Linked DNA regions of Homo sapiens: region 2 is linked to region 1. A link is an interaction called in ENCODE POLR2A ChIA-PET data of the cell type or tissue named here. Cell type or tissue: MCF 10A. All regions are shown on one strand. Each heading gives the region's core, and the rest is flanking DNA. Links, peaks and the distances in the headings are about the cores only.

Region 1 (11,082 bases), core at 2,796-7,795:
GATTGTTTGGGGCACAAGTTAAACATTACTCATAAATGGCTCGAGTGATGGCAGTTAGGCTCAGCAATAGAAATGCCATCCTACAAGAGTCTCTAATGCAGTTTTTCCCATATGTGTTCCTTGATGAAACTGTTTTATGAACCAGGGGCTATTGCTTCTGGGATAGCTGGCGAGCCTCCCATTTGAGAACTTCCACCAACTTCCTTTCTGGTAACTTCCACTTTCCTGCTCAAACCAAGCCTTTTCATTAGAGGAGTAGTTAGGGGGTTCTGTAAGAGGAAGCTCCAATAAGGGCATGGTAAGGGTTTCCTCTTCCTTCTTAGTTATCGCTGTCATTGCAGCTCTTTTGGCTTCTCTTTCTGCCTTTCTGTTTTCTCTGGCCTTGTCATGTCCTCCTGTTTGATGCCCTTTGCAATGGATGACTGCTACTTCTTTTGGAGCCCATACAGCTTCTAAGAGCTGCTCTATTTCCTTTTTATTTTTGATTTCCTTTCCTTCAGTAGTTAACAATCCTCTTTCCTTATATATGGCTCCATGGGCATGCAAAGTGGCAAAGGCATACCTTGAGTCAGTATAGATGTTTACCGACTTTCTTTGGCCAAAAGCAACACCCTAGTGACAGCTATTATCTCAGCTCTTTGGGCTAAAGTTCCGGCCGGCAGAGGGCAGGTTTCAGCTGCTGAATTCAGTGTTACCACTGCATATCCAGCCCAACTGATAAACCTTTAGATATGAAGCTGCTTCCATCAGCAAAGTATTTAACATGTGGGTCTTTTAAGGGCTAGTCCTTTAAGTCTTTTCAGCTTGAGAAAACTTCATCCACAGTTTCCACACAACAGTGATACCCTGGGCCACACAATGGGGGCTTTCCATGCTCCGCCCATTCTATCAGCAGCAGTGTGGCCGGATTTAGAGTATTCATAGTCTCCAAGGTTAGGTAGGGGATTTCACACAAAAGCCCTTGATATCTTAACATTCTAGGGTTAGAAAGCCAGCAATGTCCCCTCTGCTCCATCAGAGTGACAACCGTGTGGGGCACCCAAATTATTACCATTCCTCTGTTGTTGGGACAGTAAGGGTCTTTATCATGGCTTTTCTTTGACCTAGATTTAGAGTCATGTGCCCTTCTGGTATAAAGGAGATTTGTGCTTGCAATTTCTGGAGGAAATCTCTTCCTAACAAGGGCACCGGAAAATTTGGCATTCATTCTTCTAGTGTCCCATCTGCTTGCATCTCACACATTGATCTCCCTTAAGCCTAAGTTGGCCCTCTTGTCCTGGCTTAGCTTCCTGGTTTTACCTAGTTTGTCCTCTATCATGACCGCAACCACGACCACATCCTCTCACAAAACCAGTTTCTCTTCCAACTAAGGCCACCGCCAGCAAGTCTGCCTTTTCCTTAGCTCTGCATCTAGCTTTTCTCTTGGCCTCCTCCTTCTGATTTACAAACACCTTAGTAGCCACCTGGATAAGCTGGGTAATATTCACACCTTCAAACCCTTCTAACTTCCGATGTCTTCTTGCACCTGGCTTACAAATGCCACATTAACCATACACTGATTACCCGCAGCCTCTGGGTCAAGTGGCATGTAAAGCTGGTAAGCCTCGCACAGCCTCTCATAAAATTCACCGGGACTTTTATCTGGCTTCTGGCGAACCTCTGAGACCTTTCCGATATTGGTGGCCTTTTTCTCTCCAGCGTTTATTCCATTTAGGAGTGCCTCTCAATACTGCTGCAAACTTGTAGCCCTTGAGCCTGGTTAGGGTCCCAGCCTGGGTCAGCCTCTATCAGGAGTGCTTGTTGTGTATACTGCCTGATATCTCCTGTGCTTGAAGATGCATTTTTCTCCAGCCACTGGAGAGCAGCTTGTATAACTCTACGGTGCTCTTCCATATTAAATAATGACAGAAAAAAATGTTTACAATCAACCCAGGTAGGATTGTGAGTTAGGAAAATGGACTGCATTAGATCTATAAGAGCCTGAGGCTTCTCTCTATAGGAGGGAGTATGTTGTCTCCAATTTAAGAGATCAGTAGTAGAGAAGGGCTGATAAAAGAAGAGCTGTTCTCCCCCTTGGACTTCATTCTGTGCATTCAAATAAATTTGTCCCCATGTTTCTCAGAGTGGCATCTGCATTGCTTGGGCACGGACCGACCTAAGGCGGCCGACCTCATCACCCTGGAGTTCCTCCCTTGGCTTTTCAGTCAAGGGCTCTGGCTCCTCTCTGCGTGGTGTTGCCTGAGGGGTGCTTCCTTCTGAGTCTGAGTCTCCGGAGGCAGCCGGGGCAGCCTTCTGTCTAAGCTTTGCCAGAGGTGGATAAATTGGTGCATAGTGGGGTGGAATTTCTAACTCTTCAGGCGGGGCCTGTAGGACAGGTTTTTACTGCTTTTCCTGTGACTTTTCTTTTTCTGATGCCTTGCAGTTTCTTTCTATTGTTCCTGGTTTTGTCTTGGCCGTTAGAGTCTTACAGTAGATCTCAAAGTAGGCCTGCAGCCACTTAGGGAGGGTCTGAATTATACTTAGCCAGGAGTCAATATACGGAAACTGATCCAGGTGCCCGGGCTGTTCTCCAAGCCTGGTGACCACCCGAAACACTCGGCCAATTATCTCCCTGTCTATTGTCCCCTTGGCTGGCCACCCTACATTAAAAGATGGCTATTTTATCTCAAAAAAGTTCTCAGTTTCTGTGAAGTTAGCTTAACCCCATAGTCACCATTAAAACTTTTTTTAAAGTTTTTCAGCACGCACTCCAGTGGAATAGGCTTTGACGCTTTTCCTCCTGTTTCCTCCCTTGTGATGCACTTTCACTCTCACTTTCACTCTTGGATCCACCAGACTGGGTCCTATTACAGGAGGTTCGGACACTGCTTAGCCAGGAGCATGCCTTAATTCCTGTCACAGCTAGCTGCAGCTGTGGAGCTGGTCCTCTGGGCCGTATGCAGTGTCCTAGGTCTGGTTTTTCCCACACTCGCCTGGGAGCACACAGTCCACGCTAAGAGATCTGTGCCTCCCCACATCAACCCCGCCTTGGTCTCTCCCGAGACCATCTCTTTTACACACTTTCACACACCTCCCCCATCCCCAAAATGGTTTTCCTTTCTGACCGACTCATGAGCCCCACTTACGTCTGGTGTCAATTAGGGTGTGAGTTTCATCTGAATCAATGGGCCTCTCCCATTGTCCCAACCCCCTCGGGTCAGACTAGTTGTCATGCCCTTGGAGGTGACCAGGCTCCCCTTCCATCCTTATGGGACGGGTCTTGCCTTAGGGCCCAAACCTTACTGCAGTTCATATGTCTATGCACTGTTCTTGTGACTGTCCTGCAACCCTTTCCACTGGTTCCATTTGCACTGTTGGAGGAAGGCTCCAGAACGTGGAAGGGCTGTTCTCCTTCTGGGCTAAAACTCTCCCGGTGGCACCAAGGACCCCAGATTTCCCATGTCCTGGGGCTCTAACCCACAGGCAAAGGAGACGAAAATCTGCCATCTCCAATCCCAGACTGGTCCCCGGAAATGTTGTGGGACAACCAAAGATTGGAGAGACCGAAAAAGGTTCAGGAGAGTTTACTAAATTAAGGTGATCAGTAGCACATATGTCCAGAAAGTCTGAGCCCTGAGCAAAGGGCTTTTCCTACGTTTAAACATCTTAAGGTGGGAACTACATGAGGCAGGAAGCGAGATACAGAAGCAAGAAACAAAGGCAGCATTACAACATTTGTTATATTTTGAGAAAGACATGTCTTGCAACCTAAACTTATCAGTCTTGTGACCCTGCAGTCATGCAGGAACTCACTGGGCCTGTAATAAACTCTGAGGAATGTGGATTTGGGAAGTATAGATAAGGTCCACTGTCCACAGAGAGAAGACAGGCTGTTAATATTCCCTTTTAACTTGAGTGTAAGGTGGGGGGTCACACTTTGCAGCAACTTTAAGAGGATTTTAAAATTTCTATTACTACTACTACTATTAGGTTATAGTTGATTTCCTTAATTCCTTCTTCAGGTCTACAGGGTAATGGCATGAGGGTCCACCATCTTGTCTTGCCACTGTCCAGGACACACACATGGCTCTGTTCATAAGTCCCTACGAAATGTTTCTTTCTGAGAAACTGGATATGTCAGCCTTTTTCTTTGACCTCTCAGCTTCCTTGGACTTTAAGGGTAGGTTTGCACAGACCTGTTCACTATGGAACATGACTTTTTTGTTCTTTCATGTATAATTTTAGTATCTCTAAACACGTGTAGTAAAAAAAAATGGTAAGAAGAATGATATAATGAATCATAGACAGAGAACAGATGACCTGCTTCAATCAGATTTCAAAGACAATGTGAAAAAGATCTAATGTAGCTCAAAAGGAGTGTCTTCCCCATTCATCTTTTTAAGGAATCATGTGGTTTGACAGGCTCAAAATCTTTCTCCAGCTCACTGGAAACTGGGTGTGAAAATGGAAGAGGAAGAGGCATTAGCTAAATGGAGCCCAGGACCACTATGGAGTGGGAAAGGCTGAAGAGTACGGCAGGGAGCCCCGTGGAGAGCCAGATGCAGTGGAAGGGTATGGGGCATAGCAGGGAGATTAATTGGGGACCTACCAAAAAGAGAGGAAAAGAGTGAATCAACGATAGACCCCTCTTGCTTTGAACCACTGCCAGGGGCCCCGATAGCTGCAAATGCCAAGCACATTACTCAAAATCACCCTGGCAGCCAAGTCCTAGTCCTTGGCAGCCTCTCCGCCTCCTGGGGCCAGATTCCCTTAAGGCCCCACTAGTTGTTTCATTCACTCACCTGCTTGCCACTTGCACAATCCCTGCACTGCCCTGCCCTTCAGATCTGCCCATCCTCAGTGTTTTACCTTTCTGCAGCTAATGAAGCCCCAACAAAAAACGAGCTTCCCAATAAAACGAGCTTCCACATAAAAGTGACAGCAAATGTTTTTTGAAGTGATTTTTATACTTTCATATTTTTCCTAAAATAAAATAATATAATGTAGTATCAAAATAAAATTGTAGTTGCTTCAAGGAACCATCTGCCTTAAACCCGGGAGTGATTGTCTGTTTGTGGATTTTACAGTTTCCTCTTTGGTCCTGAGCTGGTTAAAAGGAACACTGGTTGCCTGAACAGTCACACTTGCAACCATGATGCCTAAACATTGCTTTCTAGGCTTCCTCATCAGTTTCTTCCTTACTGGTGTAGCAGGTAAGTGCTTTGTTTCTTTTTAATTGCTCATAGCTTTGTCATCTGAGTCCAATCAAGGATCTGTTGGAAATGGCACTGGTGCTTTTTTGAACTTTATAAAGGCTGCAGCTTTTGATGTCACTAAATGATCAGAGCAGGCATGGGGTTAGTGTCTATCTGCAGCTTGAATGACCCCACATGTACTTAATGAGTTCCCACTAAAGAAAAGGCTCTCTAGAGGGTGCAGAGACTTCATACAGAACAAATGTACATCCATTTCTCTCTCTCTCTCTCCTTCCCTCCCTCCCTCTTTCTTTCTCTCCCTCTCTCTTTCTCTCTGGCTCTCACTCACCTTAGAATGTCTTTTACCTTGAAGGAACACTAAATCATGGTGGTTACCAGCACAGGCTCCTAAGCCAAGCTATCATGGTCTGGATTTCAGATCTGCCATTTACCATCTAGGAAAACTTGGGAAATTTACTTAACACCCTCAATTTCCTCATTAGTAGAATGGGGATTCTAGGTCACTGTGAAGATTAAATCAATTAATATATGCCAAATGCTTAGAGAAGTGCCTGGCACAGGATAGGGACCACAAACAACAGGTGAGAATTTGCTTCTGGTATTCGTGGAGGAAACTGCAGGAGTGTAGAGCATCTTATCAGCACCACATACTTCTGAGCAAGCCTGTAAGAATGCAAGTTAACAAATGGGTACCTCTCAGTGTAAGTGATTTAAGTAACTTGCCAAGATGGTGCAGTTGTCCAGTGACTAATACATAAAAGCAATTCAAGCCTTCATCTTCCAGAAGTGTTTGGATTTGAGAAGACTCTGGTACTTGGTAACAGCAAGGGCACATTTAGCAAAATACGGCAGGAATTCAAATGCTACCAAAATGTTCCTGGCTCTGCATCTTACCAAACCTGTAACCTCGAGTAAGAGATGCAACTTTCTAAAGCCTCAGCTTCCTCATCTGTAGAATGCGATAATAAAAATATTTACCTTACTTGGTGGCTGTGGGAATTAAGTAAGTTGTAAAGCTTTGAACATAGTGCCTAACATAAGTTAATGTTCATATATGTTCAATGTTTGATGAATGCCGGCCAGAAGGAGGAGGAGGAGGGAAGAAGGAAGAAGATAAAGTATAGCCTCAGCTTCTAATTGGTCTGCCTCTTTCATTAGCTCCTCTCTCCCATGGCTTTGCTCTTGGTTTTCTGTTGGAGGGTAATGGCAGGCTCTGCACTCAGACTGTCTGGGTACAAAATCAGCTTCACCATTGGCTGCCTGGCAATCTCCTTCAGGTGTCCAAGGCTTCGTTTTTTCAGTCTGTAAGAGGAAGACCATAATGCACAGTACCTTCCTCACAGAAGAGCTGGGCAAATTAAATGAGTGAATGCAGATAAAAGTCCCTCAGTGCCTGGTGCAGTGTTATTACTGTTGGTGGTGGTAGCACTGATGTTACAAAAATGAGAGAAGAAATCCATAGACAGAGAGATTAAGGGCATTAAGCCATCTATCTTCATGTTAGCAAATCAATTCTAGGCAGGCCTTCAGGAAATTGTGCCTGTCATCTCCTGAAAACTTCTGGAATGTTTATGTTCTAAAGATGACTGATCAGGCAGTGATTTTTGTGAGCAAAATCAACTGTGGCTGTAGACTCTTTCCAAGAACACAACACCATTTGATGCACTGATGGTGGTCCAAACAATAAAAGTGAAAACAAATTAAAAAACAAATAACAGTATTCACACTATTTGGTTGGTAAGAAGAAAGGCCTGAGGAAACAGTCTTGTTCATTTGAAAATAACAAGTCTTGAAAGTTCAGAGCTGAGACCATGGGCTTGGAAGTGTTTTTTTAACCATCTCAATAACGTGATACATTTGAGCAAAGACTTGAAGGAGGTGGAGAAATGAGCCATGTGAAATCCAGGGGAAGAGCAGACCAGGAAAAGGGAAGGGCCAGTGCAGAGGCCCTAAGGCAGAGTCACTGGAGTCATGGTGGAGCAAGTGAAGGAGTCAACACTGCAAACACAGGGGTCGGGGTGACAGAAGATGAGGTCAGGGAGAAAACAGAAGATATGCTTCCTGGCCGGGTGCAGTGGCTCACGCCTGTAATCCCAGCACTTTGGGAGGCCGAGGTGGGCGGATCACTTGAGGTCAGGAGTTCGAGACCAGCCTGCCCAACATGGCAAAACCCCATCTCTACTAAAAATACAAAAAAATTAGCCAGGCATGGTGGCGGGCACCTGTAATCCCAGCTACTCAGGAGGCTGAGGCAGGAGAATCGCTTGAATCCGGGAGGCAGAGGTTGCAGTGAGCTGAGATCACGCCACTGCACTCCAGCCAGGGCGACAAGAGTGAAACTCCATCCAAAAAAAAAAGATATGCTTCTTGACTCCTCCTTCTGCCCAACTTCTTATCCCTTATAAAAAACCTTGAACCCTAAGTAAAATTTTGCCAAAATTCTCTTGCCTCCATGCAACTAAAGGCAAGCAAGGTTGTACCACCTATGTTGCCTGATTTGAGGAAGAAAGCACAAGTCATGCCAGTGCAAAATTATCCCATGCCATGCCATGATTAGTCTCAGAAACACTACCCCCCAGCAGGGTCTTGGGCAGTTTTCCTCATTAGCATGACCATTTCATCTGAGGGATTATGCTTGGATACTTGGAGCCAGGATGCAGGCAGGTAAATACAGCCATTCAGGAGTGGGACAGCAAAGGCAGACCTACCTGGAAGCAGGACCCAGAGATTGAGCAAGAACCTGCGAAAGGAGGGACTGAGTGCTGGGCTGAGGTCCTGGAGCCCAGAAGTGGTCACTAGCAAATTTTGCTTGAGTAGTACCAATATAGTGATTCCTAAGAAGATGGTTGGTGGTCTTAGTGTGGGTCTTTCATCTCAGTCATTATATTCCATCACTATTTGGGAACAAAATAAGAGCAATATTTTTTTTAATGCAATTTACTTCCCCCACAGCCTGGGAAATAGGGTGGGAAGGTATCACGTACATGTTTATGATCTGGAACTCATTATTCTGAGACTTTAGCGTGCATCAAAATCATTGCATTGAAGATTCAAAATGTTGATTTCTGGGCTCCACCTCTACTATCTGCACTTAGAGCAACTACTTTAGGGAATCCTGATGCAGGTATTCCACTGAAAACTACTGCTGGGAACAGCAGTGCTCCAAGCAACGTTCAATGTTCTTCCTTCTCTTATTATCTTAGGAACTCAGTCAACGCATGAGTCTCTGAAGCCTCAGAGGGTACAATTTCAGTCCCGAAATTTTCACAACATTTTGCAATGGCAGCCTGGGAGGGCACTTACTGGCAACAGCAGTGTCTATTTTGTGCAGTACAAAATGTAAGTAAATTGAGCCTCCTTCAGCTGATAGAGATGGCACTGGGATAACATGTTCTAGAATGCAATGGAGTGTTAGGATCCGAGCTTTTTTTCAGTTTCAGAGGGGTTGAGAAGAAGCCAAGGTCAGGATAACAGTGACTTGTCTCCCCTGAAGGCTGCCTGGGGACTCAAAATGCATGATGGTATGCAGTGCACTGGGCAGATACTTCAGCCCTAGACCTGCACCAAGACCTCACAGGCTCAGCCTTTGCCTCCATGGAGGAGCCTGGCACATGGTGGGTTCTCAATATAGATTTGTCAGGCGAATGTTGGAAGCAACTTATTAGCACATAGCGAGTACTCAGTGAGTGAAACTATCGGTAGTTGAAAAAGAAGTTGTGGCAAACATGGTGGTGAGTGTGTAAAATAAGGTTTTAATTTAAAAGTCACTTTCAGAGTGGATTTACTATTTAGAAAATTCCTTTCAAAAACTAATGACTCTCGTAAGCATGAACACAAACTGGAACACGCTGCTGCATGTTCCTCTCGTGTGATCCTCAGGCTACTCCTGCTGGATCATTGCCAAAACTCAGATATAATCTACTCCTTTCCTGGCTCAAGGCTTGGAAACAAACACTCTTGACTTGAAAATGTCAGGTTTTTCCACTCATATATTTCTGGGGGGGTGAGGGGGGTTGAGGCTCAATCCTGTCTCCTGACAGTGAGACAGGAGATATTACAGTTTAGCTTTCATGGTTTTTCAATAGAAATTCAGGAAATCAAATGCAGCTATGGCCAAAGTAGCAATTTTTATCCCATAAATTCATCCATGTCTCTCCAGCATGGGGTAGGTCCTAGGTCAGATTTTCCTGCTAATTAATTTCGGAAGGAATATCCCCAGAAGCATCTCCATCTTTAACCGCTACGACTTCTCTCTACATATTTTATGTAGCGATTGTAAAATGTACAAATCTTTACAATGAAGGTTTCTCCATTACAAAAGTAGATTTGTGCATTGCTGGAGATACTTTCAGCATGCAGAAAGTAAAGATTGGTACTCTTTTTATGCTTCCCCTGGAGTAGTATAAATAGGTCAAAAGTGGACCTATTTGTGGTCCAAAGTACTAAGAAGATTAGAAACTGTTTTACCATGAATCTAATGAAGATTAAACTTCAGGACCCCAATGCAAGGATTTTATATTTATAAATCTTTTCCTAAAGAGGACTCCCAAGCTGCTATGGTTTGAGTTTGTCTCCACCAAAATTCATGTTGAAATTTGATCCTTAGTGTGGTGGTGTTGGAAGTAGGGCCTCGTAGGAGGTGTTTGGGTCATGGGGATGGAGCACTCATGAATGGCTTGGTACCATTATTGCTGCAGTTGAGTGAGTTCTCACTCTTGCAAGACTGAATTTGTCATGGAAATGTTTCTATGAGAGTGGTTGTTGTAAAGCCAGGATGCCCCTTGAGTTTGGCCTCTTCACACGATCTGTTTTCCCCATTGACCTTCTCTAGCATGTTCTCATGCAGCATGAAAAGCTCTCACCAGAAGCCAAGTGGATGCTGGCAGCACATTTCTTGTAACTTCCCAGGCTGCAGAACATTGGCTAAGTACACCTCTTTTCCTTATCAATTACCTAGCCTCAGGTGTTCTGTTATAGAAACATTAAATGGACCAAGATTGTATAAATTTCAGACCCCAGAATACCTGAATCCATTCCTGTCTCTAAGGGATTTTCAACAGCACAAGACAAATTTATAATTTTGAAAACTTTCACTTTGGTGTATCCAGTTCATGGGCTATAATACTGTTATATCCCTTGCGTTTAGAATAGGATAAACAATGAGATATTATTTTAAAAGAGAAGTCTGTCATTACAGCTAAGTTCAAGACTTATTATAAATAAATAATAATTTTAAAACATCAAATTATACTCAATATATGTTGTGGTTCTGCTTTAATTGTGATGGAATGAAACTGCTGTCACCATGTAGATTACCGAGTATAGATACCGTCTATCTTCCTTATTATGTGTCTAGAAAGCTAGATTTCAAGTCTTTCAATAAATATTTTGGGAAACCTTTCTCCCCAGACTCCAATTCCTTCTCTTTTCCCCACCATCACTTTGTTACATTGGTCTGATTTATGGCAGGTAAGGAAACAAAGCGTGAATCTTCCCTTTGACTATTACACCATCCTGTGGCCTCAGGCTGAGTCAACCACTCTGCCTCTTGCCTCACTACCTTTTTTCATGGGATTCCCTCCCCCTCTCCCAACCCCTAATTACAGGGCTCCATATATAGTCCTCAATAAAAGTTCCCGTCAATTTTCAATAAAGAGATTAATCATGTATGTTGGGTAGGCAACACCTGAGATGAAAAGTGGTAGCAACTTCTCAGAAGCAGCCACATTACTCAACAGCAAGCTGATGAGAAGTGGAGAAAAACCACAAACAGCCAAAACCACAGAGCATTAAGGATGTGGAGAGTGAGTATTCAAAAATGGAAGTCAGTCCACACACCAGAAAGAACATTTTGCCAAGTATTAAAAAAAAGGTTAAAACCCTTATG
Region 2 (11,082 bases), core at 2,279-7,278, 49 kb after region 1:
AAAGATAGGAAAAAATAAAACTTTATATCAAAAATTTCAAGACTGTTTGGGCATGCCATACCCATCTTAGCTTAAGTCTCAACCAATCTCCCTCTTCTTATCCCAACACATGCACACACAACATACACACAACACATACACAACCCCCAAACACATACCACACCATACACCACATATACATCACACTACATACACACCACACACAGAAAACACACTACATACACACTTCACACACACCACATACCACACCACATACACACCATACACATATACCCACCACACACAATGCATTACACCATACACTCACATACCACATACCACATACACACACACTACACACAGACCACATACCACATGACACACACATATCACATCAAACACGCATACATACATACATAAATCTTTTCCTCTGGATGATCCAGCTAGAGGATCTCACTAATCCCCTAAAAGCACTATCTCTCTTCACTAAGCTCTGCTTTGTCACTGTTGAAAGATATTTGTTTTTTGGCTCTGTCACCCAGCCTGGAGTGCAATGGGGCAATCTCAGCTCTCTTCAACCTCCGCCTCCCAGGTTCAGCAATTTTCCTGACTCAGCCTCCTGAGTAGCTGGGACTACAGGCACGTAGTCCCTGGCTAATTTTTTTTTCTTTTTTTTTGAGACGGTGTCTTGCTCTGTCACCCAGGTTGGAGTGCAGTGGCACGATCTCAGCTCACTGCAACCTCCACTCCTGGGTTCAAGCAATTCTCCTGCCTCAGCCTCCAGAGTAGCTGGGATTACAGGTGCCCACCAACATGCCCGGCTAATTTTTGTATTTTCAGTAGAGACGGAGTTCCACCATGTTGGCCAGGCTGGTCTCGAACTCCTGACCTCAGGTGATCCGCCCGCCTTGGCCTCCCAAAGTGATGGGATTACAGGCATGAGCCACCATGCCCGGCCTGTTGAAGGATATCTTGGTAGGTCAAAAAATCATTTACTGTAATGAAAATGAGATATGGCACAAGGATAAATTTGGAAGATTAATGTGGAGCCATAACCTCAAAAATATCATTACCTTTCATTCAATCCATAGTAGCAGTGACAGTTCTCACCGTTCACAATTCTCAGATGCATCCCAACCCTCAGATTTAGGTCTCTAACACTAATCTCCAATTCAAAGCTACAGGACTCTTCAATGAGTCCGTATGGAAGAAAAAACCCAGATGTTTCTTACGACACTATTTTTGTCATAAGAAAATCGGGGCAGAGCTAAAAGGTTGAAGTAGAAGGCAGCTTACTTCCCGTCAGCCAAGTTATGCCAATTTGAGAATGAGTTCAAAGCAAAGCTCAAAAGAGAAAAGTCAGCATAACATGCAGAAAAAAATTGGTTGTAATAATAAAATGAAAAGAATTGGTTTTAATTTTTAATGACTTTTAAATATATAACATATAAAATATAAAAATATTTTAAAAATGTATATAAATACAAATATAAAAATATTGAAGAAATCATGAATATATGAAAAGGTGATATGGAGATTTTGTTCTTCAATTAAGCATCTCTATATATTTCAAACTGTATATGTATTTGTTTCTGCCTATGTAAACAGGAAAGGGTGAACAAAAACATGTGAGCGAACCAAACAATCCCAGAAAAGTAGGAACCCTGCCAAGAACAGGAAGATCTGATCAGCTCTGCTGATTTTATACAACAGGCAGAGAGAGGAAGGCCCAGCACATGTGGGTTCTCATAGTAAGATCAATTACAAAGAGAGGCCGCAGGAGGCTTCCAAAAGGACATATTCACCAAATGTTCTAGAGAAGAAAACTACCCAGAAAAACTCAATCTCCTACTTTCTAGGGAAGGAAAATTTCTACTAATTATAGCTACTAATTTTAATAAAATACTAATGATAAACACTTGTATTTTTAAAATATCAGGAATCTATGTCTATATACCAAAATGTACAGCTATTCTCAAAAACTTAAAGGATACCCCATTTGAAGAAAGACACATCTCAAAAACTGAGAATCTTCATAAAAGGCAAGGACCTGCGAGTTCCATAATGAAATGAGTACGTTTTTATAAAACAGACTCAGCCTGTTATCAACACTTGGGTTTGAATTTCTTGGATGTTGCCACTCAAAAACTTGTGATTTCTACCAAAGAACCTGCAATGTCAGCTATCCTGCAATAACCTTCATTTTTCTTTGGGTCCGGTAGGGTTACAAAAATCATAAGCTAGTAATAAAACAATGGCTGGCAGGATTATTGAAACCCCTAGAAAATGTAAAAAATAAAACCCTAGGAATGTGCAGGATAAGAACAAAAAGTAATATTTTATCTCTTCTGCTCATAATCATTTTGGTATAACATCTTTAATTGGTTTTGTAAACTTTGCAATGTTTTATACATTTGTGTTTCTTATGGGATTTAAAGTACTTATGAATCTTCATTTAAATTAAAATGTAAAGGCCTTTAATTAAATGTTTAATAAATGTTTAAATATTTGGTGGAATCTAATTGGTAAAACTCATAAGACTTTTTTTTATTACTTGTGTAAGTGCCATGTAATCCTTTAGGGAAATGTCACCTTTTTAAAAATGGCAATTGATTGGCAGGGTACGGTGGCTCACGACTGTAATTCCAGCATTATGGGAGGCTAAGGTGGGTGGATCACCTGAGGTCAGGAATTCAAGACCAGCCTGGCCAACATGGTGAAACCCCATGTCTACTAAAATTACAAAAAAATAGCCAGGCGTGGTGGCACATGCCTGTAGTCCCAGCTACTCCACAGGCTGAGGCAGGAGAATCACTTGAACCCAGGAGGCGGAGGCTGCAGTAAGCTGAGATTGCACCACTGCACTCCAGCCTGGGTGACAAGAGCGAGACTCTGTCTCAAAAAAAAAAAAGGCAATTGATTAATAAATTTAAATTATTTATTAATTGAACATTAAACAACCATTAAGAACATATTTTCTTCAAACATTAAAGCTCCTAGGAAGTTAAACAATCTGTCAACCTCCTTCTGCTCTGAGTCTCATGGCCTCAGTAGCACTAGATCCAGTCTCAGTTAAGGTGACCTAATTACTACAGATGATTTGACTCAGTAAAAATACATTGAACATATATTGTACACCACATCCAATGTGCTGGCATGTGTAACCCATAACTCGAAACACCTGCTCTCTTGACCAATACCAGTTATACCACAGGAATAACTGTAGTTCACATCTCTTACCCTATGTCTAGAAATAAAGTAGGGTATAGAGTGATGGATTCTGCTATGGAGTATGCCAGAGAGACAGCTTCAGACATCAATGAGGACTTGCGAGGTAGAAGTGCTTAAAAAGAGAAAAGAAAAATCTATTTGCCAAATCGTTCCTTCCTCACAGCATTAAACTAATAAATGTTTGCATCATGAAGCACCACGTTCCAGCAGCATCCATTTACTTGCTTCTGTTCATGCTCCAAAACATGTTTTAGAGGCTTTCACAAACTAGTGTGAGATGTGCAGCAGTTGCACATAGTAGTAGCTAAGAAATACTTTTCCACATTGAACAATTCATTTTTTTCTTAAAACTATATCTAATAGGTGTAGATGTAATATGTCAATTACTTATCTAGACAACTAAAGCAAGATGGAACACTATAATTATAAATTGTGTTATTTTCATTAATATATGTAGTAAGATTTAATTAAAATTACAAAACATTGTTTCAGCTTAGACCATCTTGATTCTAAAATCTCACCAATTGTACATATAATTTATTATTTAATTTTATTTTACCTTTTATTTTAACAAGATATCCCAAATACGTTAGTGAAAAATAACTTTTTAAAAATGAAATTATAATTTTTATATTTCCCTTTATTATTTATTTTAATTATAGATAGATATAAATATATTTAAAATCCAAACAGTCTGAACACAATTATATTTTTTAATACTAAATCATTGAGAATAACTACAAGTCAAGAATATGGTAGGAATTGATCATCTGGATTTCATAATATAAAACAAATCTTATATAATTTTTTCATCTGTGTAATGATAGACTTGATCAAACATGTATCAAAGGGGTGGGGGATGGGAGTTGAACAATGAGAACACGTGGACACAGGGAGGGGAACAACACACACTGGGGCCTGTTGGGGGAGGTGGGGTAGTGGGAGGGAGGGAGAACATTAGGAAAAATAGCTAATGCATGCTGGGCTTAATACCTAGGGGATGGGTTGATAGGTACAGCAAACCACCATGGCACACATTTACCCATGAAACAAACCTGCACATCCTGCACATGTACCCCAGAACTTAAAATTTAAATTTAAAAAAAGGAGATGGGGGAGGTAAAAAGAAAAAGATATGTAAGAACATCTTCAAAGAAATGGTTAGCTTAAACTCAAAATCTGAAAACAATGGGAGAAACTAGACTTTAAAATCTTTCATAAAAATTTAATTACTGGTGAAAACAATGAAAATAAGCAAGAAAAATATTATCAAATGCACAGCTTAATCAGTTCAGACAGAATCCCTGCAACTTCACATTCTTTATTAAATGAAGAAGTAATTACTGATCATAACACATCACTTGCACACATAAAATTATTTAACTGAAAAGACTGAACAAATGGTAGTCAATCAATAGTATTAAAGGCAAGAAAACACCAACAGAAAACACCGATGTGATGTTCTTAAAACAGTAATATTTTATGTCTATTTAATCAAGTATAATGATGCTTATCTGGAAATAATAGCAAAATAGTTAAAGAAAACAAACAATGGGAATTTTCTAGACTCTTCTAAAGCCGCTCGTGATGGCAGCACAAGGGTACAGTTGAGGCAGGAGCACAAGTCTGTGTTTCTACCACTCAATATGGCAGAGACAGCGATTTTCTCATGAGACGAATTGGTAGCTGGGTATGAGCTGTCTTGAAGGAACTCAATACAAGAGGGCTACTGGAGCTGGAAGACTCCGGGAGGAATTTGCTGTAGGGTAGGCTACTGAGGGCTGAAACTTGAGGGGTCACAAAGCGTCAGTAGGTGTGGTAGCCAGATTCCAAGACTGCCCCCAAAATCCCTGCCTCCTACGATTCACACCCTGTGTAGTCCCCTCCCGTATTATATCAGACCTGACCATTATAGCAGAAATGAGAGCATGTCACTTTTGAGACTGAGTTATAAAAGACACTATACACAGTATTCCCCACCCCGTCTATCCACGGAGGATCTGTTCCCCAGTGGAAAACCTTCGGTGGATGCCTGAAACTGCAGATAGTACAGAACCCTACATACGCTATGTTTTTGCCATCTGATAATTGACCCAGCTACTAAGTGACTCATGGCTGGGCAGCACATACAGTGTGAATCCACTGGACGCAAGAATGATTCATGTTCCAAGCAGGATGAAGCAGGACAGTGCAAGATTTCATTATGCTACTCAAAATGGCATGCAACTGAAAACTTACAAAGGGTTTATTTCTGAAATTTTTCACTTAAGAGTTTTGGCCTGCAATTGGCAGTGGTAACTGAAATTACAGAAAGCGAAACCCAGTTAAGAGGGTACTACTGCATATCTACATATCTATACTTCTATTTCTATCTCTATCTCCAATCTTTATCTCTCAGATCACTCCTCTAAGTAAAACCAGCTGCCATGTCATGAGCAACCTTATGGAGAAATCCATAATGTGATGAACTGAAGCCTTCTGCCAGCAACCACCTGAATGAGCTTGGGTTTCTGTTTATATCCTCCAGCCTCAGTTAAGCCTTAAGAAGACTGTATCCCCAGCTCAGCTTGAATGCAACTTCATGTACCAACTAATCTGTTCCAAATTCCCAACTCTCAATTATATGAGAAAGCAAATCTTTGTTGTCTTAAATTGCTACCTTTAGGGATAATTTGCTATGCAGCAATAGATAAGTAGATTAGACAGATAATTCCTCAAGGAATTGTGCAGGATGGATAGATAGCCTTACAGGAGCAAAGAAAGAAATCACTAACATGCTTTACAAATTATTCACCTGTTGATGGACACTTGGGTCACTTCCATTTTTTGGCTATTACAAATCATGCTGCTATGAACATGGGTGAACAAATCTCTCTTCAAGTCCCTGCTTTAAATTCTTTTGGGTGTATACCCAGAAATGGCATTGCTGAATCATATGGTAATTCTATTTTTAATTTTTTTAGGAACCACCATGCTGTTTTCCATAGAGACTGCACCGTTTTACACTTCCATTAACAGTGCTTCATTCCAATTTCCCACATTCTCACCAATACTTGTTATTTTGGGTTTTTTTCTAATAGTAGCCATCCTAATGGGTATAAGGGGTTATATGGTTTTGATCTGCATTCCCCTAAATATTAATGATGTTGAGCATATTTTCATGTGCTTATTGATCATTTTTACATCTTCTTTGGAGAAATGTCTATACAGGTCCTTTGCCCACTTTTTAATCAAGTTTTTTGGTTTTCTTGTTTTTGAGTTGTAGTTCTCTATATATTTGGAATATTAACCATTTATCGTATATAGGATTTACAAACATTTTCTCCCATTCTGTGGACTGACTTTTCACTTTGTTGATTGTGTTTTTTGATGCACAGAAGTTTTTAATTTTGATGTAGACTAATGTATTTATTTTTTCTTTTGCTGCTATACTTTCAATAGTTTACCAGCCTTTGATCTACATGATCAACATGAGTGAAGAGAGACACTAAGAAAAAGAGGTGTTATCAGTGATGAAATAAAAGTTATTGAAACCTAAGGATGAAATGAACAGGTAAACTAAATCTGTATTGAATAGGATAAGGAATATCAATCTTAAAACCTTGAAGATTAAAAAAATGTTAACTGTGGGCCAAGTGCAGTGGCTCACGCCTGTAATCCCAGCACTTTGGGAGGCTGAGGCGGGCAGATCACAAGGTCAAGAGATCGAGACCATCCTGGCTAACACAGTGAAACCTCGTCTCTACTAAAAATACAAAAAAATTAGCCGAGCATGGTGGCGGGCGCCTGTAGTCCCAGCTACTTGGGAGGCTGAGGTAGGAGAACGGCATGAACCCGGGAGGCAGAGCTTGCAGTGAGCCAAGATCGTGCCACTCTGGGCAGCAGAGCGAGACTCTGTCTCAAAAAAACAAAAAAAAAGTTAACTGTATTAGTCCTAGTTCTTCAGAGAAACAAATCCAATAAGATAGATAGATAGACGATAGACAGATAGATGATAGATAGATAGATAGATAGATAGATAGATAGATAGATAGATAGACAGATATAAAAGGAGATTCATTATGGGAATTGGCTCACATAGTTACAGAGGCTGAGAAGTCCCACAATATGCCATCTGCTAGCTGGAGAATCAGGAAAGCTGATGATGTGTGACTCTAAAGGCCAGAAAAGCCAATGGTGTAACTCAGTCAAAGGCTGCTAGTCTGGGTCCCAGAGTCTGAAGGTCTGAGAACCAAAAGCTCCAATGTCCAAGGGCAGGAAGAGATGGGTGTCCCAGCTCAAGAAAGAGGAAACCCCTTCCTTCATCCACCTTTTTGTTCTATTCTGGCCCTCAACGAATTGGATGACACCTGCCCACGTTGGTGAGGGTGGATCTTCTTTACCCAGTCCACTGATTCAAACGTTAATCTATTCCCAAAACACCCTCACAGACACACCTAGAAATAATATTTTGCCAGTTATCTGGGAATCCTTTAGCCCTTTTGGGTTGATGTCTGAAATTAACCATCACATTAACTAATATTCACTTTATTAAGTCAAAACATCTCAGTGTGTGCATTGTGTTTAAAGGACATCTTAATACAGGATCATCTATAGCTCTGCACATGGCTCAAACTGGGCATGAACATAGAATTCCCACACAGTGAACTTAACATAAGATATTCAGAACAGAGGGGCCATGGCCAGCCCATTAAATTCCACAATTCATTTGCTAAGAGCCTAGAAATCTTATGAAGCACCTAATTTCTTTTTCTGAATAATAATAATATTTCCATTTCTAGAAAAATCTATTAATTCTGTGATCCAGATTACTGTTTCTAACATAATGCACCTATTAAATGAAACATAGTCCCTTGAATCTTTGGCAATAAATGCACCATCTGAAAGGAAATACCAATTCTAAACTCCAAGCCAAAGGAACATATGCAATGCTTACATTGTTTTTGGTATGCTTCAATTCTACCTTTTAAGTTATGAAGCTGTTTGAAATTCTAGTTCACACATAAGAAGATTCTAGGCCATCAGTGCAGCAAATACAGAATTTCCTCATCATTTAGGAAATTAAATCTATTAACATTTAGGGAAAAAAACTTTATATGAGCATTTGCCTGAAATTCAGGTGGTATTGAAACATTTCCTGCAATGAGAGAGAAAATAACACAGAAAATAAATGCTGCTTTAGTGACTTAAGTAATAATTGCATGCCGTCCCCTGGAGTGTTTTCTGTCCTTAGGAGCAGAACCCTATTGCACTTTGTTGGAGTGGAATGAGAGTAGGGATAATATATAAATACCTTTTAAAGAGGATCTAATAAAGTCACAAATAACAGAGTCAAATGGAGTACTAAGGGAAAGTAGGATCATTCAGACTAATCCTGTAACTTTGAGATTGACATCGAAAGCTTCAGATGTTTAAGTGGTTATTTCCTTGTTTGTGAAAGGTTTTGTTGGGAAAAGGCCCCCCAAAATCTGGCCATAAACTGGCCCAAAAAATGGCCATAAGCAAAATCTCTGCAGCACTGTGACATGTTCGTGATGGCCATGACACCCACGCTGGAAGGTTGTGGGTTTACCGGAATGAGGGCAAGGAACACCTGACCTACCCAGGGTGGAAAACCACTTAAAGGCGTTCTTAATCCACAAACAATAGCATGAGCGATCTGTGCCTTAAGGACATGCTCCTGCTGCAGATAACTAGCCAAACCCATCGCTTTATTTCAGCCCATCCCTTTGTTTCCCATAAGGAATACTTTTAGTTACTCTATAATCTATAGAAACAATGCTTATCACTGGCTTGCTGTTAATAAATAAGTGGGTAAATCTCTGTTTGAGCTTCTCAGCTCTGGAGGCTGTGAGACCCCTGATTTCCCACTCTACACCTCTATATTTCTGTGTGTGTGTCTTTAATTCCTCTAGCGCTGTTGGGTTAGGGTCTCCCCAACCGAGCTGGTCTTGGCAGGTTTGAGGGTGGCTGGAGACATGTACTAGAAACAATATACTGGACTGTCTGAATCATGAGTTTGATCCAAAGCGGTGCTTCCAATGTATATGTTTCCATGTGTGTCATGCATAAACATACACACACATCATTATGCTAATATATACATGTCTAGGCACTCACATGTACAACTGTGCATATCAATATTATTTTCTAAAGAGAAGAATTGTGTTTTCTTTTTCAAGATGTGAGAAATGTCCATTTTTTGCTTTTGCCCCAAATTTTTACTGTTTATAAAGTTTTACTACAGCTAAGGAATTTTGCAATGCCTGAGTAATAAGACAGATTATTACTAGCCATACTAACTTGGAAACCCCCTAGATGTTTCTCTTAAAACTTTGGTTTGGGGTGGTCAGATGTGGAAAGAAAAGGGGAAGAAATGCAGAAGATGTGAAAAGGAGTCTGATGGGAAAGTATGCCTTTCTGTATTCTACTACTAACTAAATCATGTTTCTCAAACTTTGGATACTTTTTTTTCCAAACATGCTTCTCAAACTTTAGAAACTTGAGAAGCTTTTTTCAAAATATACGTGTACAGCCCACAACACTGGAGATTCTTTCATGGAGTCTGGGGCAAGAATCAGCAAACTTTTTCTGTGTAAAGATTAGAGAGTAAATATTTTAGACTCAAGGCCATATAATATTTGTCAAAACCACTCAGTTCAGCCGTTGTAGGGCAAAAGCAGCCATAGACCATATGTTAACAAATGAGCATGACTGTGTTCCAATAAAATGCCATTTACAGGACAGATTTGGCCTCCAAGCTGTAGTTTGCCCACCTGTGGTGTTCAGTGACACCCAGGAATACTATACTTGGAAAAGTGTTATGCATCTATAAAATTCTCATTAAAATTTATTTTTAAAACTTACCAAAAACTCAACAGGAAAGTTATAAAGGGTTAGAATAGGCAGTTCCAAAACTAGAGAGAGATGAGAGAGAGAGAGAGAGAGACAGAAGGAGGGAAGGAAGGAAGGAAGGAAGGAAGGAAGGAAGGAAGGAAGGAAGGAAGGAAGGAAGGAAAGGAGGGAGGAAGGAGGGAGGGACCGGGTGCAGTGGCTCACGTCTGTAATCCCAGCACTTTGGGAGGCCAAAGCAGGTGGATCATCTGAGGTCGGGAGTTCGAGATCAGCCTGGCCAACATGGTGAAACACCATCTCTACTAAAAAATACAAAAATTAGCTGGGCATGGTGGCAGGCGCCTTAATCCCAGCTACTTGGGAGGCAGAGGCAGGAGAATCATTTGAACCCAGAAGGTGGAGGTTGCAGTGAGCAGAGAAAAAGCCATTGCACTCAAACCTGGGGGACAAGAGAGAGACTTCTCTCAAAAAAAAAAAAAAGGAAGGAATGAAGGAATGAAAAGAAAGAAAGAAAAAGAAAAAGGAAGGAAGGAAGGGAAGGAAGGGAGAAAGAAAATGATTTTATAAAGGAAGGAAAAAATGCTAAACATAATTTTTTAAATGCAAGCTAAAACAAGACACCATCTTTTACCTAATAAATTGGCAAAAACTAAAAAGTCAGATAAGACGCAATTTTGTGAAGCCATGGGGAAGCCAGCACCCTTAGTATGAGGATAGGATAATACAACTTCAGAGGGCAGTTTGGACACAAATTATAAAATTACAGGGCACAAATATTTATGTATAAAGAGGGATTATAATAGCAATATATTGGAAACAATCTAAAAATCCTCCAAGAGGGACATGGTTGAAAAATTACCGTATATCTGTTAAGTCGTATGCTACATAAGCACTATAAAGAATAAGGTAGACCAGTATGCTGACCATAATATTGGTTAACCCCCCAAAACTATTCTCACTTTTTCTTCGGTGGGGCTGCCCCGACTTAAGATGACTTTTTTCAAACTTTTTGCAGCT

What was found. Peaks named below come from ENCODE experiments on the same cell type or tissue, not always from the same donor. Only the 100,000 strongest peaks of a DNase experiment are listed, where the experiment ranks them.
Region 2: POLR2A ChIA-PET joins it to region 1 with 5 read pairs; 5 of 35 experiments call an interaction of 5 or more read pairs at or near these places.

The regions. Positions count from the first base shown.
Region 1 is chr6:137,155,799-137,166,880 of GRCh38, reverse strand. IL22RA2 (interleukin 22 receptor subunit alpha 2) reads left to right here. Exons shown (of 7, transcript NM_052962.3): 2 at 5,067-5,192; 3 at 8,399-8,534; 4 at 10,027-10,122. The coding sequence starts at 5,132. Among named protein-coding and RNA genes, the nearest start is that of IL22RA2, 12 kb to the left of the region's middle. In MCF 10A, for the core only: no CTCF peak of the experiment used is centred there; DNase peaks (open chromatin) are centred at 4,740 and 5,890.
Region 2 is chr6:137,106,430-137,117,511 of GRCh38, reverse strand. No RefSeq gene overlaps it. Among named protein-coding and RNA genes, the nearest start is that of IL22RA2, 62 kb to the left of the region's middle. In MCF 10A, for the core only: no CTCF peak of the experiment used is centred there; a DNase peak (open chromatin) is centred at 5,351.